Linked DNA regions of Homo sapiens: all the other regions are linked to region 2. The links are chromatin contacts, found by Hi-C or POLR2A ChIA-PET in ENCODE. All regions are on one chromosome and are shown on one strand. Each heading gives the region's core, a stretch centred on a gene start or an enhancer-like site at or near the end of the contact. The rest is flanking DNA. Distances are from core to core; before and after follow the strand shown. Region 1 has its middle 380 kb from the start of ACTL7B. Region 2 overlaps LOC105376208 (a long non-coding RNA gene). Region 3 has its middle 300 kb from the start of ACTL7B. Region 4 overlaps LOC105376214 (a long non-coding RNA gene). Region 5 overlaps LOC105376214 (a long non-coding RNA gene).

Region 1 (3,391 bases), core at 16-2,515, 730 kb after region 2:
ATGCAATGCTAGCATTCAGAACAAAACCCAGTTATTGGATACTTAATATAAGTTAAATATTCAATTATGAAGTTTTATGCACACTAAGGAATTGCTTGCTATCTCTTTAGTAATTGATGTATTTCCATACCCGATCAGAAACTAAATCAGCTCTCCACTTTCCAGGACATAAAACTTTCCAATTTGTTTGCATTTCAAAAAATTGCTCACACACACACATTTGAATTATGACTCATGAAAAGAGAAATAACAATACAGTCAGTCACACGTTGCTTAACAGCAGGGATATGTTCTGAGAAATTGTCGTTAAGTGATTTCATGGTTGTGCAAACATCATAAAGTGCACTTAACACAAATCTAGATGGTATAAGCTACTACACACCTAGGCTATATGGCATAGCCTATTATTCCTGGGATACAAACCTGTACAGCACGTCGCTGCTTACCTCAGAAGCACCATAAACATGTGAGTAATTATGATGGCTATACTGTCACTCGATGACAGGAATTTTTCAGCTCCATCATAATCTTGTGAGACCACTGTCACATACGCAGTCTACAGTTGACCAAACATCATTATGTGGCACATGACTGTACTTTTTATTTGTACATTTCTTTCTAGTTTCTATTGTGCTGTACTATCCATCATAGCAACTGAACTTATAACAATGCTGTGTGGTAGGTATTGCTATCCTTGATTTTATGGTCAAGACGTCAAAACATTGACTGGTGCAGAGTCACCCAGATAATTAGGCCAAAGCCATAGAAACAAAATCTGATGACTCCATGTCTAATGCTTTTCGTGCCACGACAGAGCCATCATGAACAGTGAACATGAAGGATCTCCACCAAGCTTGATGTCTGGGAACTATTCAACCCTCGGTGGAAGTTTGTTGGGTTCCCATGTTTATCTGAGTTATTTTACCAGGTTCCTGTAGGACTCACTCATCTCACTGGACTCTGCTGCCCTAACCCAAGGGGACTAGGCAGGTTTTCCCAATGCCAGATGGTTGGGCTGGGAGAAGCATTATAAACGAAATGAGTGAGCCACTACATCCCAGGGGAAATGCCGCTTGGATCTTTGAGAAGAGGCCAAGGGGGTGCCTGACAAGACCCAAAGGGAACCGTTATTATGGGCAATTCACAGGGTCCATGTTCTGGCCCTTCCCCTCACAGGCTCATAAATTCCTCCTGTCAGAGCTACAGATTTGACTGGGCCCAGAGCACTGACTCACACTAGTAATGCGCACAGAGACATTCATCAAATTAGCTGCCAAATCTGCTCGTTCGCAATGAGGAAACTCATTGTCAAGGGGATGGGTGCTCGTGTCAGCCTGACCAGCTGTGGGCAGCCTACAGGGAGAGTCAAGTAACCAGAGGCTCTTTCGTGGGCCTCACCCTGATTAGTGGCAGAGAATTAACTGGATGATCAAAATGTTTAGTGGTCAGAGGCGGGATAACAGATGACACTTCTGTCTCATTGCAGGACAGACTTATCAGAGAGAGAGAGAAACTGAGGCCAGTCTGACCAGATGTGTCATCATAAGGCTGCTGAGATGACACTGGCACCCTCTGTGACCCTCCTTTAGCTGAGTTTGTTCCGTACCAACTCCGTTCTGACAGACACATTCTGAACTACATTTCTGAATGTCAAGTTTGGCTGTAGCCAGGACTAATTCTGGCCCGTGAGTCATTCTGATTCTTTAAAGAGATTTTGCCCCACTCAAAACTAATACTTTCTATGTTGATTTCTGAGCCTAATTCCCAGAGTGCAATCTGATGTCCCTTATTTTCAAGTTTGTGGTGAGACTACACTCATCACTGTCAGCCCTGTGTCAGAACAGTCTGACTCACCCATTTCACTTTTGCAAAGTAAAAAAAAACAAACTTTAAAAATTCTTATTACAAAACCAACATAAGCCCTGTATTTAAAAACTAGTAAACATATGTACACACATCCACACACAGATTTAATCTCCTTTAATCCCAATGACTCAGTACATTCTGTCAATTCTCTTTATGTACACATTTTAATAAAATAATAATATTTTGAAAATTGCTTTTTCACTTTACATATTATGAACATCTTTGTTAACAAATAGAATTCTAAAACATCATTTGGATGACTATCTGCTATTCCATTCTATGAATAAAATTAAAATTATTTAAGCAAGCGTCAGTGGTTGGATATTTAGGTTGTTTCCAACTTTTTGCTCTTACGGCACACTGCACTGCAGATCCTTATGGATGAATATTTTTAATAAACATTTTATTTTAGAAGTATTTTAGGTTTGCAGAAAAGTTGCAGCCAGTATAGAGTTCCCATAATATAGAGTTCCCCTAATGTTAACATCTTATATTACCATGGTACATTTGTCATAACTGAAAAACCAACATTGGTATGTTAACATTAACTATACTCCAGACTTTATTCAGATTTCATTAGCTTTTCTACCAATGTCCCTGTTCCGTTCCAGGATCCAAATAAACATATCACATTGCATTTAGTGTAGCTGAATTTTTACGCACACATATACAAGAATTCCGTGACTTAGGCAATGGGGTTATGTCCTCATAAACCCATCATAAGTTGAAAATATCCTAAGTTGATAATGCATTTAATCCAACTAACCTACTGAACATCATAACTTAGCCTGGCCTATTTTAAACATGCTCAGAACACTTACATTAGCCTACAGCTGGGCAAAATTATCTAACACAAAACTTATTTTATTAGAAAGTGTCGAATAGCTTATGTAACTTCTTGAATACTATACTGAAAGTGAAAAACAGAATGATGGTGTAGGTACTGAAAGTATGGTTACTACTATACCATGCATATTGCTTCTGCACCATAGTCAAGTCCAAGGCTCTTAAGCAGAACCATCATTAAGTTGGGGACCATCTGTATTACTTCCATTTATTCCTGGACATGAAAGAATAAACTCCTGGAAGTGCTGGACCAAAAGACACAGAAGTTTTGAAATTTTTTGATACACGTAACTGAATTGCCCACCAGAAGTGTTATACCAACGCACATTCCTCCCATTAATGCATTAGAATGTCCATATACATGCTGACAATGCTGTTTCTTGTAACCACTTTGAACCCTATTATGATGGTGTCACAGCAAAGTCAAATTATAGAAAGAATAAGCTGATTAATGTTGAGGGCCCTATCTCTGTTTATCTGGCTGGGTGCAGGGAGGTTTTAGCATATGTGCAGATTGGTGAGCTATATGTCCTTCAAGCAATCCTCTAATGTCTTATGTGATGACTAGCTAAGCCTTGAATAGATATCAAGAAGTAGTGAGCCTAACGGTCAATGCATGGCCAGAGAAGTGTACCTGGGAGCTCTTTCATGTTGCCAAGATTACAGTCGTCTTCAGTAC
Region 2 (3,768 bases), core at 823-3,322:
CTCTCTTCGTTCACCAGGGCCTCTGTTTCCAAATTCTTTAAAACAGAGATGGTAACTCCAGGACCCTGGCAATGCCAGTAATATACTCTGAAGAGAAACTATGAGAGAACCCCACTTAAAGGGTGGACATCACTGGTGCTCTCTCATTAAGGTTGAGCATTATTGGACAAACCTACCCACATGAAGGTCAGGCTGGGAGGACTGGAGCAGGTTCTTTTTTTTTAGTGAAGAAATTTTCCATTGGGAGCTTCATGGAAATGATGCTTAATGCCTTTACCACTCTGCCTTTCCAAAGGATGTTAGTCTCCCTCGTGAGAGAATCTATGTAATGTACTGGTGACGTAGGCATCATCAAGGCCTATTATGTCCATTTCCCAGATGACGGACATCCCATTGGAGATGGCAGTGATTGGCAGAAAAATTACAGGCAAAGGCTAGGTCAGAACTCTGAAGCCTGAATTCTGCCCTGAAGGTCATGGCTCTTCTCCAGCAGTAGCTCCAATACAGGCTTCTCAAGTTTACCCAACTCTAGCGCTAACCAGCTCTTCAGAGTCCTTTCTCTCCAATAGTCATCTTTGTGTAAAGAGCCAAAAAGCAAATGTTCCAATTAATGAAAAGGCTCTTCTATAATAGGATTTGTATGAGATCAAAAGGGTTTCTAACTGGGACAGACCTGCAAGCTTGGAGTGCTGTGCTTTTCCAGCATGTGCTGTAATTAATACATACACTGAACATTACATATAATCTGCATATTATTGACCCAATGCACAATTCATATGGTAATGCCATTAATTGCATATTACCTAGGCGGCTTAATGAACATTACATAGGTTTTTAATGGATGTAGTTACTATAATTGAGTTCAATTATATCCCTGCCATGCATATGAGGTCAATAGACTAGCTCGACCCCACAGGGTCTGGGAGAAAGGAAACAGGTGTTTGTAGTGAGGGCAATTTGTGAGCTGGAGCAGAGAGAAGGGAGAGGCCAAGGGCCAGAGATGACTTGCTTGGCTGGGCCCTTTTTAGGGCCCGGATAGTGGTACACAAAGCTGGGTAAACAGCAGGCAGTCTATGCACAAAGGCAGGATCTCCTGCTTGCCCCTCTGCTGTGGGTTTGGAACAGGGCACCAGACTGGAGCCCTGAAGCCAGCCACGCCCACGCTGTAACAGGACACTTTCTTCTACGCTGACCCAAAGCCAATGGGCAGTTGCATCACTTCCTCTGGCAGAGTGGAGGCCACATGATTCTAGCATCTGGGCTTGCCAGGGATGCAGGGGAGCCCTGCCTGTCCATGATGCTGGCGCAGAAGGCCCTGAGCCTGGTGTTGCTTCTTTTCTCCAAATTCTATGTCTGGAGTGGAAGAGGCAAAGCTGCTGCTCCCATATTCTGGGTGCTCACACCCTCTAAAAGAGATAACCCCATGTGGACAGAGAACTAGGGAGTGAAGAGGCATCAGAGTTCCTCATACTTCCCTTCCTAAAAAAGAGAAAGGTGACTCAGAGATGACAAACACCTGCCATAAACTAGGCACTGCTGATGTTACCTACTTTACCCTCCACTGGATTTCTCCCATTTGGTTAAAGTGATACTAAATCTTCAGAGAGGTTAGAAATTTTCCCAAGGACACACACACACACACACACACACATACACATGCACACACAACACAACACAACACAACACACACAGAACTTGTTGAAGGTGGGGTCAGAATTTGAACTCAGGTCAGTCTCACCCCAAAGTTTACAGCACCCAATTACTCCAGGCTGCTTTGTTGCAACTTTGCTGTGTTCCTAGTTTTGAAGGCCACTCCAGAAGGGGTAAAATAATGATGAAAAGGAAAGTTTGATGCAGATATCAGGATAGAAAGAAAAGAAGAAAATGAATGATTTTTTTTAAAATCACAGAGAGAGAATTTGATTTTTCCAGTAACCTTCTTGCAAAGTATACATTTGCATGTCTCTTTTTCTGCCTGTCTTTCCACTCTCATTGACCGCTGATTTGCTAAGTTGGGCTGGCCAGGAATACACTTTCTATTTAGAAAGCAAATGCGGCCAGATTTGGGCCCCGGCCTAGGAGCTGACTCACTTTTGCTGGGATGACACATTCACTGCGCATGTTTCACAATTTTCAGAAACACCAGATTTATTTCTGTCAATACCCAGAGCCCCACTTCGCTGTCCACCTAAGGCCACACACTGAGGCGTTGCTATTTTTTTCCCTGGGGCCTAAATGGATGGGAAGACTTCCCATGCCTGAAACATCACCCTCATTTGTAAGGAGAGAAAGTCTGGCCAAGAATTGCAGTGTTTTTAACCAGAATTTGGCTGGCTTTCAATAGCTTTATGCCAAAGCTGTACCAGCCAGAGAGATGGCTGTGAGTGTGTGTGTGTGTGTGTGTGTGGAGGCGGGGGGGGGGGGGGTGAGGCTTGAAAACAAGGCAAAAAAGGAAGGAAAAAAAAACACGCAGACAGCAGAGAGGAAAGGAGAGAATAGGAGAGAATGAGGGTTGATTAAGTTTGGCAAGGAAGAAAAGAGAAGGAAGAGAGGGAGTTTAAAAAGAGAAAGGCAGCAAGAGAAATAACAAAGGAAGAATCAGGAGAGAGAAGGAGAGATTAACTTACTTTAACTAATCAACTACTATGAGAATGCCAAGCATTGTTGGGGATGCTTCTGCACACCACCTCATCTAATTCTCACAACCACCTTGTGGGTACACATAATGAAGCTTCATTGTTATTAATAAAGAAGTAGGGGGCTCAGGAAGTTGGAACCCTTTGCCCTGAGGCTATACTGATAATACAGGGCAGAGGGATTTGGACCTCCCATCTCTGACTTTTAAAAGCTTGGAGGACTCTGCTTGCCATCAGGGAGCTTCATGGGAGGCCCTGTGATCTGGATGGTCCGTGACAGTCTCCTCTAAGGGGGTTGTTTACACACTTAGACACTAAGAGCTTAAGACTTGAAGGGACTGCTACATATACAAAGCTCTGGATTCAGAGCTATCTGGAAACTTTCTCCAGGGTAAATAAAAACAACCACTTCAACAATGTTGCCAATGAATCTCTCTCCAAAAAAGAAAAGGAAAGGAAAAGGGAAAGTGATGCTATTTTTTCCCCCTCCAAAGTAAAGGTTACAACAACATTTTCTTTGAGCTGATGTGAGAGCAGCCAGCAGACATTTCTTTGGTAACCATCTCCATGTGTCTGTGTGGAAAGTACCTTGCAGTGACTAAGCGTTCGTTGAGGTGATTCACTTGTCACTGCGCTTGGGGACTTTGGACTAGTCCTGGCAGCTGCAAAGTTATTTTCATCGGCTTCTGACCCAGGCCCTCCCTGCAGGGCACAGGTGCCTGAGAATGTACCCCTGTCTCTGCTCACAAGGTGAGCAAGGGGGGCTGGAAGACAAGCTCTCTCTGGACTCCTGGCAAGACTTCTAGAAAGTCCTAGCTGCTAATTTCCTTGGCAGCCTAGGAGTCAAGGGTCTGAGGCAGCACTCAGGGCTTGAAATGAAATGAAGCTCATTTACTGAGCATCTAGGATATGCCAGAAGTTTTCTCTTCATTTGTCTCATTCTTCCTCACAGTAATCCAAATAAATGTTTTCTTTTGTCATTGAAACGGAGACCCTAACAGAGCAAGAGGCCTGACCTTCACACCTATGTAACCCAAGGTCACAGAAATGCTGAGGGGCCATGTGACTCCAGTGAAGCAGGAGTATCCATCCAGCCACAGAGATGGGACCTGTCCAAATGGGACCTGTCTGT
Region 3 (3,858 bases), core at 76-2,575, 800 kb after region 2:
CTGGGAAATTACTGCTTTTCAGCAAGTTCTTGTGTCATCATACGGCCACTCATTTGTTCACATGCTGGACAAGCATTCACTGGATGCTGACTCTGTGCCAGCCACTGAGCTTCATGCCAGGATGGACAACTGATTAATAGGAAAGGCCCTGCCCCAGATAAATTTACAATTTAGGAGGCAGAGGCTGGCAAGTCAATAGATAATTACAAGAAGATCTGAGAACCACAGGCAATATAACTGAGTGGTGAGGAGCACGCTAGGTGTAAAGCAGACCTGGGTTCAAATTCCAGCTCAGCCTTACATTTGCATTTTTTTCATAGTACTTATCTCCTTCTAACATTCTACATATTTTACCTCTTTATTGTTTATACACATATACATGCATGCACGCACGCACGTGCACACACACACACACACACACACAAGAATAAAAATTATATGAGGACAGACATCTTTGTCTGTTCAGGGATGTATCTCCAGGGTCTAAAACAGTACCTGGCATGTAGCAGGAGTTGAATAAATATCCGTTGGATGAGTAAATTCACTATGTGTCCCTAGGAAATGTACTCATCCTCTTTGAGCTTCAGTTTGCTTGTCCATACTAAAGGGGACGCCAAGGTGATGGGATTAGATAACATATAAATGCCCGGCAAAGAGCCCAGCAAAGATTATCATAAGCAAAATAAATGGCTATTCATGTTCAATATTGATAATACAGTGGGCTTCAGTGCTAAGAGGGTCTTAATGAGCATCAGTAGTCTCTGCTTGGGAGTGTCAGGGAAGCTTGCCATGTTGAGTGCTGAAGGATGAGTAGTACAATGTTGCTAGAAGAAAAGAAGAAAGAAAAAGGACACAAAGCAGCAAGGAAGGCAAGACAAAGGCTGCGAAGCCTTCATGCTGCTCTCAAGCCCTACTGTCTAAAACACCATATCCCATTTTTGCTCACAGCCATCCATCCCTGTGCCCTTGACAACTCCTATACTTGAGGGGTACTATCTCCAGGATCAGTTTCAGGACCCAGCATAGAGCAAACGTCCCCTAATTCCTCCTACACAGAGGCAGATTAGTCTTCAAAGATATTGCAGCGTTGGCCTTTCCTTGGGGCCCTTGCCACGGGCTGGATTCTGTGTGCTCAGTATAAATCCACAGAGATGAGGCTGGCCATGTAGTGACTGCAAGAAGTAAAAGAAGCTTTCCGCTCGATGACACATCTCTGATTCAGTCTGCCCTGACAAAGCTGGAGATTAAGTTTCCTTGCCTAAAGCTGCAAGGAGAAACATGACACCCTTTGCTGGCTACAAGTGGAACACGCTTTATTAACCCAGCCTTAATTATATTCCATTTTGAGATTCAATAGTTTCGATTGCAACACTGCATGAAACCAGGGTGACTTGCACCCCATGGGACTCTGTCCATAAATGAAAACGGAAAAGTGCCTTGAAGGCAGTGACCCGCTTATGCCAGCCAGTCAGAGACGCAGCCTAGAGCCTGTGCCTGGCTCCGGGGGAGCCCCAGAGGTGGCCAAATCAGGGCAGGGCTGGGTCCATAGTCAACTGGGTAATGGGAAGGTGGCTTCTATTTATGAAAGAAATGATGGCTCTCTCTGAAAAGTCTGAAGCGAATGTGGCAGGAGTTGCATATAGCCTAACATGCATGCAGCTCTCACCTCACAAATGAAATTCTTTTTCATCTGATCATCACATTCTCTCTTTTCCTCTCCCAGTTTTGAGGAAAAAAAAAAGCAGATTACCTTTCTTTTTTGTATACAGATTACAGTCTACCCTATCTGAGGCAAGCGAGCTAACCTTGTATTCTTTTTTTGAGGTCAAATTTTCTGCAAATATTTTACATGCCTTCCTACGCTTTTCAAATAAGGTAACTGAGGCAGTTGATTGGTCCGAGGGCTGAGTGTCTCCATTATAATACTAATAGCTACCTATTATTGAGCATTTACTATATGCCAAGGAATATGTGAAGGGTTCTATGTGAATTATCTCATTAAAGCTTCGCAACAGCTTTAAGGGCCAACATGTGCATTTCATTTTTCTCATTCCCACAGTGAGAAAAAGGCAGAAGAGAGACTCCCACCCAAATCTACATGAAGCCCAAGTTTGCACCCTTCTTGCTACACTCTGCCTCCACTGCACTGCAGGATCGAGAGGACAGGGAGGATGCCTGAGTCATACTACGTCCCCCAGCACCTGGGAGAAGTCCTGATGAATGGCAGACCTCAGTAATGTTTGGTTAGTTAATTAATTAATTAGGTAATTTTAAAGAACCTTAGACTGGGAACAAAAGGGTTAGTTGGAAGCCAGCTCTGACAGTAATAAGCCACATGGATTTGAGCCAGGTACTTCCCCTATGGGCCTTGGCCTTCCCATTTGAACAGTGAAGCAGCTGGACTAGATGACCTCTGATGGTACCTGATTCAGGGTCTTGCCCCAAGTTCACCCAGCCAGGCAACGTCAAAAGTCTGCCTCCTCATCTCCCACCCCACATCCAAGTCCACGTTCACAAAAACAGGCCCTTAGCCTGACAACATGTTGGCCCAAGCCCCAGTGAGTCATATGTCAAGCTAAGCAGGTACGTAGGCGTGTCTATGAGTTACTGCTAAAAACGCAAGGCTGTTGACTGTCTACTAAAGGGAAGAACAGTTAGCACAACCAGAAACCAGCGTTCTCTTCAAGCCCAGGAATGGAAAGGAAGAGCCTTTCTAAATATAAGGGACCCTCATCTCAATCAGGGAGACATGCAAATGTTTAAAAAAGAGCCTTCTTGGACACAGGTGAGGTGTTTAAAATTAAACCCTTATCACTTAGTCACTGTTACCAGAACAATTTGGTTGTTTTGCCACATTCAGTACATTGCTTTTAGCACCTACCTGGTACTAAGTACTAAACAAGGCAAAAAGAATATAAAGAGAAAAACAAACAAACAATTCTTACCTCAAGAGCACACAATCTTGTGAGAGACAACTATAAGCCAAGTTGGACTTTTAGGAGTGAAAAAAAGGAAGTGCTAATTCTAACAGGGAAATGGGAAAGGAGGAAGAGAGGGTGGAGGTTGGGGCTGCTTTCTCAGTGGACACATTTGATTGAAACCTTGATGAAGAAATAGGCTTTGACAGGTGGAAGTAAAAGAAGACTATTTACCCCCAGGCAAATGATTAGCAAGTGTTAGTTGTCTCAGCATGATGTGTACACACGTGCACACACATGGGTATCCATATTCAGAATGTCCCTTTGCACGCACCTGCACCCATTCATTGAGGTTTCTGTCAGCCAGCCCCAGGAGTGCTCACTAACCATTAGGACAACTGGTCACATTCCCCAGAATGGCCAGATGGAAACACATGTCTCTGTTAAGTACAATTTAAACCATATGCTTCTGGTTTATTTCTGCCTAGTTCATCAAAATTATCTTTCACATTTTAGTTTGGATAGCCAGGAGCCTTCCAAGATCTTTTTTTTTTTTAATTTTACCGTGTAGGAAGTCACTTTTATCGAAGTGAAACACACTGAATTCTCAAAAGATTCCAGGATGCTCTTAGCAGAGGATGTGTTTGGATTCACACACAACGTCTAAAAAGGGAGAGATTCTTCCAAAGTGGGTTTATTAGTTCTGCATTTTCCTCTATTTAATACTTCCCATAAAATTTAATGTGAATATATAGTTTATAAGGTAATTCAGGGCCCCAGGGCAGGGGCCGGCAACTAAAGCCTGAGGGCCAAACCTGACCTGCCATCTATTTATGCATGACCCATGTGTTAAGACTTGCTTTTACATTTTTACTTTAAAACAAAATTTGTTTTAAAAGATGAGATCTTGCTATGTTGCCCAGGCTGGTCTCAAACTCCT
Region 4 (3,515 bases), core at 803-3,302, 520 kb after region 2:
GACGCTAATTACTCTGTGAAATGACTGAATCAGCAAAGTACTATGATGTTGCATGACAACTGTGAAAGAAGCATATGATGTTGTGTAAATATTTCTTTCCTTCATCTAGGTCATTAGTTTTTAGTACCTCATCATTTTGCTGCCTTGCTTTCCACATTGATCCTGCCACTTCTGTGTCATGGGATTTAGAGGTTTCAAACCAAAATCACCCGAGCTGGCTCCAACACTCACCAGTTGGGTAATCTTGGACCCTGGCCTTCAAAATAGGAAAATTACCCACCAAGATGATTGTGAAAAACTAGGACAGTGAATGGCCCACTCAAAGAGATCAATAAATGTGGTGCTTTTCTCTTCTTCAAGGTTGTTGCCCAGATTACCTAAGATCATATACGTGAAAGGGACTTTGTGTCTTGTGAATGGCTTACACTGGTGTTGATTGTTATTATTCTTTTACTTTCCTTTCCTTCTAATTTTTACCTCCAAGCCTTTTTTTAAACCATAGTTTTGGTTTTTATAGGAATTATGCTTTAAAAAGACACCTACCAAGTATCACACACCCAGTGAGGTGTGCCCCATCCATTATCTCATTTAGTCTTCACAGTGATTCATTAATTCTCCCGTTTTTTACAGCGAAGCAAGTGCAACTCTTAAGAGTTGCCTGTGATTTGAAGACTTTGCTGTTAACTAGTGTCAGGACAAACTTTTGAGCCCAGCTTAGTCTGACACTCCACTTTGCCTACCTGGGAGAAGCCTCAGAGATCCCTGTAGCCCGCATATCCTGTCGTATCCACAAGGGACTTGTCCCAGGTCACAGAGAAAATCACAGGCAGCACTGGGGCTAGAACTCACATCTCCTGAAGCTCAAACCAGCACTTCAAGTTCTCTGCTGTTATGTGTTTCAGTCACTTTCCCGACCCAGGAGAGGCACGATCTAAATCATCCTTTCCCAAACCATCACCCAGAAATCTCTATTTGACAAACTTCCGAGACTGCTTTCTTTGTGATGCTTCTAATCCTCATGCGTGGTGAGGAAGATGGCAGGTAGGGGAAAAGCTTAGGAGCTTAGTTCCTGTTTATCCATGTGTCATTCTTTTAGTCCCTGAGGCTACAATATCCATTTAGAAAGATTAAATAAAATGGAGTTGGGGACAGAGAAAGGGGAGCTCAGGGGGAGGCCGAGCGAAAGAAGAAAGTGGAATTCTCTAAGCATTAGACTAAAGAGCCTAAGACATTACTCATTCTCAAATGGGTCTCACTTCTTAAAGACAAACTGGCTTCCTGGGAAATCGCAGGCAGGTGAAAGCAGCTTGGGTGATTCTTTTTTTGTCCGTGAACTTGGCTTTTCTTTTCAGCATTCTCAGGTGCACTCAGGGCCCTGGGAAGAGATTGGGCTTTTTCAAAAGACATTTCCACCTCCTAATCTCTGTGCCTACAAACCAAATATTGATCTATTTAGTAAACCAGCCCATGGGAGGAGAGATTATAAAGCCCTGTTTACTCAGCAGTTGGGCCCCCCTGACAGCTGTTCAATGAGGGATTATGATGTCACAGTGGTAATTACACTATAAACAGGGGATAGGAGGAGAATAAAGCATGAAAGGGAACGCTGGGCTTGTTACCAGGCAACACAAAATATGCAACCTGAAACCAGGCAAGCATGTAAATTTCCTTACAAGCCTCCCAGATGTCCTCACTTTATGGCCAATGCTCAGTTTCAGTTTCAATTTGTTTATTTGCCCTTCTTCAATCACAAATGTGGAGCTGAGAATGTTGGAAGAGAGAAGAGAAAGCAAGGAAAAATAAGACAAGGAGGGCCCCTGCTCTCTCCCCCGGGGGTGTAAGTGGGTCCTGAGAAAGAGAAGGGGCTGAGTCCGCTCTGTGCAGGAAGCTCTAGAGGTCAATGTCCCAGAAGGAAGATCAACCCAGTAAAGAGGCTAAAGGCAGCTAAGAAAAAGAGCCCAGGAAAGAGGAGAAAGAGAAAAGGGGAGTGGAAAGTGAGAAGATAAAACTGGCTACCTAGGAAAAGGAAGAAGAGTCCATTGCAGGATCAGACCCCAGGAACTAGAAGGGGCCCCTGGAGTCCCCACGGTCACAGCCCCACCTAGTGGGTGCCCTATGTTCTTTATGCTATTCTTTTAGTGATGGCATTCCTCATGGTGCCAGGCAGCTCTGCCTTTCTCTGGGTGGCTTTATCGGAAAAGTCCTAGGTTGAGCTGAAATCAGCATCCCGGTTCTAGACGCCTCCCCAACCCATTTGTTCAGATTCCACGCCTCAGGAAAAGTACCTTACAGCCCCACAGAGATTTGGAAACAATGGCCAGGATACCCTGTGTTTTTCTTCCCCTGGATTCTCATTCCAGCAATAGGTCTCCCGGTGGGCTTTTCAGACGAAATTGCTTCTTGCCCAAATCAAACAATTTTCAGTGTGCCTATGTTCCTCTTACAATGTAGGCTTTGAAACCAGACACACCCTCCCAGGTGTGGTTTGACCTCACAGAATTAAACAGAGCCAGCTACATCTCCCCTCTCTAGTCTCATCCATGAGGCCCTGCTGTTTAGAGAGCTACAGAGGTGGGCTGGAAATGGCTGCAGCAGGCGCATGAGAGTGGATTGTTAAATTTTCAGGAATTCTGTGAGCCGGTTGTGAATCCTTGGTAGCTTGAAAGCCACCATGGGGAAAGTATTTGCACCACAGATATCGGGCAAATGCAGGAAACCAAGGCTTTCCTTTACCATCCCCCAGAGAGCGGGTCTACCAGCACACCACTGTCCCCGACCAACCACTTTCCACTTCTTTTGGGATTCAGTGCCTCGCAGAAGATAGGCAGAAGCCTGAAGCCAGAGAGCCTCACAAATGACAGGCCTTCCTACAAAAAGCTTTGAAAGAGGGAACCAGTGCCTCTGTTAGATCTAAAGATCATGGGACAGGAGTTTAATTCCTTTTGACTCTTCCAACTAGCGTGACCACCTTTGCTGACTAAGAACCTTTCTCTTGGGAGTGGCTCACATTATGGCCACACAGTTTTCCACAGGGCCCTCCAAGAGGCAGATGTTGAATGGCCAGGTTGCCTAAATAAATAAATAAATAAAGTCACTAAACTGAATTGTAGAGGTGGCTGCAGTTGCTTGCATGGACACAAACACAGCAGCTCAATCAGTGGCTTTTCTGCAAACCTGGGAATTCTGTGAAATTTCTTCTTTTTTTTAACTCTAGGAATAACTGTCTAGAATGATGGTTTGGCCAGAGCTAAGTTTCCATCCTGGTTCAGCCCCTCCCTTGGTGTTTGATGGGATGTTCATTAGTTTCCCTTGCTGGGCCTCAGTTTCCATATCAGTCAGTGGTATGGGTTGAGTCTTAGGATGTCTAACTGCAGATGAGTTTTGCAACTGACTCCAACATGGGCTGTGGCATTCATATTCTGATGAGTGCAGTGAGCAGAGCTGAGTTGGTTGAGCAGTGTTTTTGTACAAGCTAATCTTACTGTGCAGACTTGCTCTCTGCCTTCACTCCTGTT
Region 5 (3,501 bases), core at 807-3,306, 690 kb after region 2:
GGGTGGGCTGCTCCAGGCTTTGGAGGATGTAACAATCTCATGCAGGGGATCAACACTAAGGAAAACCCACAGGGGCCCTGGAAGCAGAAAGACTAGAAGATGGCAATATTAGGGTGGGGACAGGAAACAGCAATCTGATCATGAACCCTGTGCTAGGAAGATGGCAGGGAACAGGATGGAACTCCATTTTGGAAGATTCTTACAACGATGATCACTGAAAGAAGAAATTGATAGAACTTGGGCATGGCTTCACAGTGAGTTCTGGAATCTAGACCTACAATTTCTTAAACATTGTCTATCCTTCCTCTTCTTGTCCCAGAGGTTGAATCAAGGTTGAAACTACAAGGGGAACTCAAGAAGCTCCCCAACTATAGTCCAGGAATGATTGCAGGGATAGGAAACCAGGCATATCATTGGACTGCAACAGAATCATGAAGCACCAAAAGGCGCCGTCTCCCTAAGTTGGCCTGACAAGGACATCGGCTGTGTGCTCAGCTGCAGAGAGCTGAAGAGAGTTTGCTGGGGTAGTAGACATACCCCAAGAGCATGGATACAGTCCCGTTGATACAACAGATGTCTCTCACTGCACACACGCTAGAGGCTAGGAATGGTTCCAAGCCCTTCCCCTGTACTAATTCACTCCATCTTCGCCCTATGAATATGAAGTACTACTATTATTCCCATTTTTCAGATGAGAAAACTGAGGCACAGAGAGAATGAGTAACTTGCCTTATAGCTACTCACTAGATCACAAAGCTAAAAAGTGACAAAGCCAGGGTGGGAATCCATTTTGGTAGACAGAATAATGGGCTCCCAAAGATACCTATGACTGAGTCCCCAGAATCTATGAATATGTTATCTTTTATGGCAAGAGTAACTTTGCTGATGTGACTAAATTATGGATCCTGAGATGGGAAGAGTACCTTGGATTATTTAGGTGGATCCAATGTAATCACAAGGGTCCTTATAAGAGAAACAAGAAAGTCAGAGTCAGTAATATGAGAAGTGATGTCAGAAGCAAGAAGTTGAGTGATAGAAGCAAGGGTACCTGAGTCAAGGAATGAATGCAGATGGTCTCTAGAAGCCGAAAAGGCAAGAGAGATTGATTCTGCCATGAAGCCAATAGAAGGAATGCAGCCCTGACAACATCATGATTTGAAACTTCTCACCTCCAGAGCCGTGAGAGAATAATTGTGTGTTGTGTTGTTTTGAGCCACTAAGTTTGTGATAATTTGTTACAGGAGCCACAGGAAATTAATAGACGCAAGCAGCCTAACCCCAGAGCCTTTATTCCTAATTATTCAATTATATTATCTTTCCAGTGTTAGATGTTAATATTTCTAGAAAATACTCCATAAAAGGAGTTTCACATTGGTTTCAAGGTCTCTCTTGTTTAGCCCCATAGTGGCTGGTGTATGTAGGAATTTATTACTATATTACATTGCTTGTGATGTACACAGATCTGATATTCATCTCATACACGCTAGTGAGACAGTAGCCATTGTTAAAATGTTGAACCTTTTTTTCAGTTGATAAATTGTCCCATAGATCCTTTCTGCTATTCTGGACACCTTGGTCCCTTCCTTGGGACCCCCCAGAACTTCCCATAGTCAAGCTCCTAAAGGGTTAAAGCTGTACAGGGAAAGGGTCCTCCCCAACTCAGCCCCAACTCCAAAGCCTGAGTCCACGCTAATGGTCAGTGGCCACGCCAAAGCAGATATTTAATATTTTGAACAAAACCCTAGGATACATACATGCTGACTGATAATTCAGGATGCCCTAGAATTTTTACTTATGACTAGAGTTTAACAATATTTTTATTATCAATGAAAGGAAATAAGCCTTTTTAGCAAAATAACTTTCTACAGAGCGCAACAGTTAAACTCTCAGAAGCCCAGATCTTGGCCTCTAAACTCCCCACTTGAATCATGATGTCCTCAACTGAAAAGCGGCCACTCCCAACAAGCCATATCAGTGAATTCCTCAAAGGTTTGACTTCATTATGTGTCTCTTTTTCAAGTGAAACTATGTGGGCATCACACCCCTTATTTTGTCTTCTTAACTAGGACAAGAGAACTTTAAAATCAGATAAGTACACTGTGTATAAAGTATTATGAAATGTCATTAACAACTTTTTCCTCTGACATCTCTGGCTTCATTGAAAAGGAATTTCACGTCCACTCATGCCTCATATTCTTAGTCTCCCTGAATAATATAACTGGGTGAATCACTGTTTTCCTCAGAAGATGCATGCCGGGCTATAGCCTGAAACTCTGTTCAACTGATGATAATCCTAAGCTGTGAAAAGAATCCTTTCAGGAAAAACTATTAAGGGATTATGTCACTATCCCTTACTCTCTGAAATATGTTATGGTGTGCTGGTAAATAGGATGGAGTACCAGGCTTTGGAGTTATACCAACTTCAGACCATCCCTTGCTTCCCTACTACCAACAGTGTGACCTTCACAAGTTAGCTGACTTCTAAAATCTGTTACTAGAAAATGAAGTAATCATTTTCTTCTTGCACTTTGGTCAAGAGAACTAAATGAAATAATGTATTAACATGCCTACCATAACACAAGTGACCTACAGGCTATCAATCCGTTAGTTCACTTCCCAGGGTGTTCATGTGAGACATAAGTGAGAGGCCTAGGTGCTAGCCCAGTACTTTCCAAATTGCTAAATGATGTTTTTAAACGATAAAGTATCAAACCCATCTCTCCTTGATAACTAAGCTTGCTTTGCTTTATAGTACCAAGCAAAAGGAGGAAAACCCATGCATAGGACAAAGGACTTGTAAAAATGTTTTTTGAACCCAAACTAAGTGCAAGCATGTTTTGCTTGTAAGAAGAGGAGAACTATGCAATGGAGAACTCCAGGCAGAGATCAAGTCAAGTATAATTAAAATCTCCCAAAAGCTGCATACAGTGGTCATCCTGAAGGTGGAGACCACCATCCTTCTTTGCCTACTAATCAACCTTCTGCTTTTCCATCAACGATTTTTTCTATTTTCCATAAATTCTAGAAAAGGAATTCAGAGGCCCAAAGTTGCCACTTTTGCCACTTCCAAGTAAGACTTTTAGAAGGGTGATCATAGCTCTGGGATTCTGTTTCTTTCTTTCTCCAGGCACACTACAGGGATAAGATGAAAGAACAGCCGCTTTGCAAAAAGATGGGGAACTGGAACAAGCCATGACCCCCAAAATAGACATGAAGATACAGAGACTGTATTTTTCTACCCAATAGCCCAAAGGAGAAACTCTTCAATTAATAACACTTTTGATACAAAGCCAGACTGCCCAAGATGACTGCCTAAAAATACACAAAAATCTAGGAAAAACAAGCTCTCCATCCTGGAGGGAATGTCAATGGAAAATAGTTGCTAGGCTTTTCCAGTTACCAGTAATAAAAGAAAAATAGGCTCCCCATTATGAATCCAGTGCTGGAGGGCTCGTCAGCTGGTTCTGAGCCAGCTTTGGTATTTTCTGAGTGCGTTACAAA

Evidence for each region. Hi-C counts contacts between places; a loop is a spot of excess contacts on that map. ChIA-PET counts read pairs that join two places held with the same protein, here RNA polymerase II (POLR2A). Pooled maps may share reads with other maps.
Region 1: a loop to region 2 is called in a map of ascending aorta, with 5 times the contacts of the local background. The contact joins two enhancer-like sites. A Hi-C loop is called at or near these places in 5 of 168 maps with a recorded cell type or tissue (PC-3, PC-9, ascending aorta and 2 more) and 6 of 50 pooled maps. POLR2A ChIA-PET finds 5 or more read pairs at or near these places in 2 of 52 experiments (MCF 10A and PC-9).
Region 3: a loop to region 2 is called in a pooled map of gastrocnemius medialis, with 5 times the contacts of the local background. The contact joins two enhancer-like sites. A Hi-C loop is called at or near these places in 4 of 168 maps with a recorded cell type or tissue (HCT116, PC-3, PC-9 and 1 more) and 6 of 50 pooled maps. POLR2A ChIA-PET finds 5 or more read pairs at or near these places in 1 of 52 experiments (MCF 10A).
Region 4: a loop to region 2 is called in a map of sigmoid colon, with 28 times the contacts of the local background. The contact joins two enhancer-like sites. A Hi-C loop is called at or near these places in 10 of 168 maps with a recorded cell type or tissue (HCT116, IMR-90, MCF 10A and 7 more) and 7 of 50 pooled maps. POLR2A ChIA-PET finds 5 or more read pairs at or near these places in 2 of 52 experiments (BJ and PC-9).
Region 5: a map of posterior cingulate gyrus shows a loop between it and region 2 (4-fold over the local background). The contact joins two enhancer-like sites. A Hi-C loop is called at or near these places in 1 of 168 maps with a recorded cell type or tissue (posterior cingulate gyrus) and 3 of 50 pooled maps. POLR2A ChIA-PET finds 5 or more read pairs at or near these places in 1 of 52 experiments (PC-9).

What each region holds. Positions count from the first base shown.
Region 1 is chr9:108,477,371-108,480,761 of GRCh38, forward strand. No RefSeq gene overlaps it. Among named protein-coding and RNA genes, the nearest start is that of ACTL7B, 380 kb to the right of the region's middle. Within about 2 kb of position 1,266, at least 13 of the 41 ENCODE cell types and tissues checked have a DNase peak (open chromatin) inside an H3K27ac peak, as active enhancers do; they include PC-3, PC-9, ascending aorta and 1 more, where a contact is called at or near this core.
Region 2 is chr9:107,748,764-107,752,531 of GRCh38, forward strand. LOC105376208 (a long non-coding RNA gene) reads left to right here. Exons shown (of 7, transcript XR_930229.2): 2 at 3,628-3,768. Among named protein-coding and RNA genes, the nearest start is that of KLF4, 260 kb to the left of the region's middle. RefSeq lists enhancers at 2,389-3,116, 3,158-3,257. Within about 2 kb of position 2,073, at least 33 of the 41 ENCODE cell types and tissues checked have a DNase peak (open chromatin) inside an H3K27ac peak, as active enhancers do; they include PC-3, PC-9, ascending aorta and 4 more, where a contact is called at or near this core.
Region 3 is chr9:108,550,291-108,554,148 of GRCh38, forward strand. No RefSeq gene overlaps it. Among named protein-coding and RNA genes, the nearest start is that of ACTL7B, 300 kb to the right of the region's middle. RefSeq lists an enhancer at 959-1,460. Within about 2 kb of position 1,326, at least 6 of the 41 ENCODE cell types and tissues checked have a DNase peak (open chromatin) inside an H3K27ac peak, as active enhancers do; they include PC-3, PC-9 and mammary epithelial cell, where a contact is called at or near this core.
Region 4 is chr9:108,270,624-108,274,138 of GRCh38, forward strand. All of the region lies in intron 4 of LOC105376214 (a long non-coding RNA gene), which reads right to left. LOC105376212 (a long non-coding RNA gene) reads right to left here. Exons shown (of 3, transcript XR_930235.3): 1 at 741-3,515. Among named protein-coding and RNA genes, the nearest start is that of ACTL7B, 580 kb to the right of the region's middle. Within about 2 kb of position 2,053, at least 17 of the 41 ENCODE cell types and tissues checked have a DNase peak (open chromatin) inside an H3K27ac peak, as active enhancers do; they include PC-9, mammary epithelial cell, prostate gland and 1 more, where a contact is called at or near this core.
Region 5 is chr9:108,438,020-108,441,520 of GRCh38, forward strand. All of the region lies in intron 1 of LOC105376214 (a long non-coding RNA gene), which reads right to left. Among named protein-coding and RNA genes, the nearest start is that of ACTL7B, 420 kb to the right of the region's middle. Within about 2 kb of position 2,057, at least 4 of the 41 ENCODE cell types and tissues checked have a DNase peak (open chromatin) inside an H3K27ac peak, as active enhancers do; they include PC-9, where a contact is called at or near this core.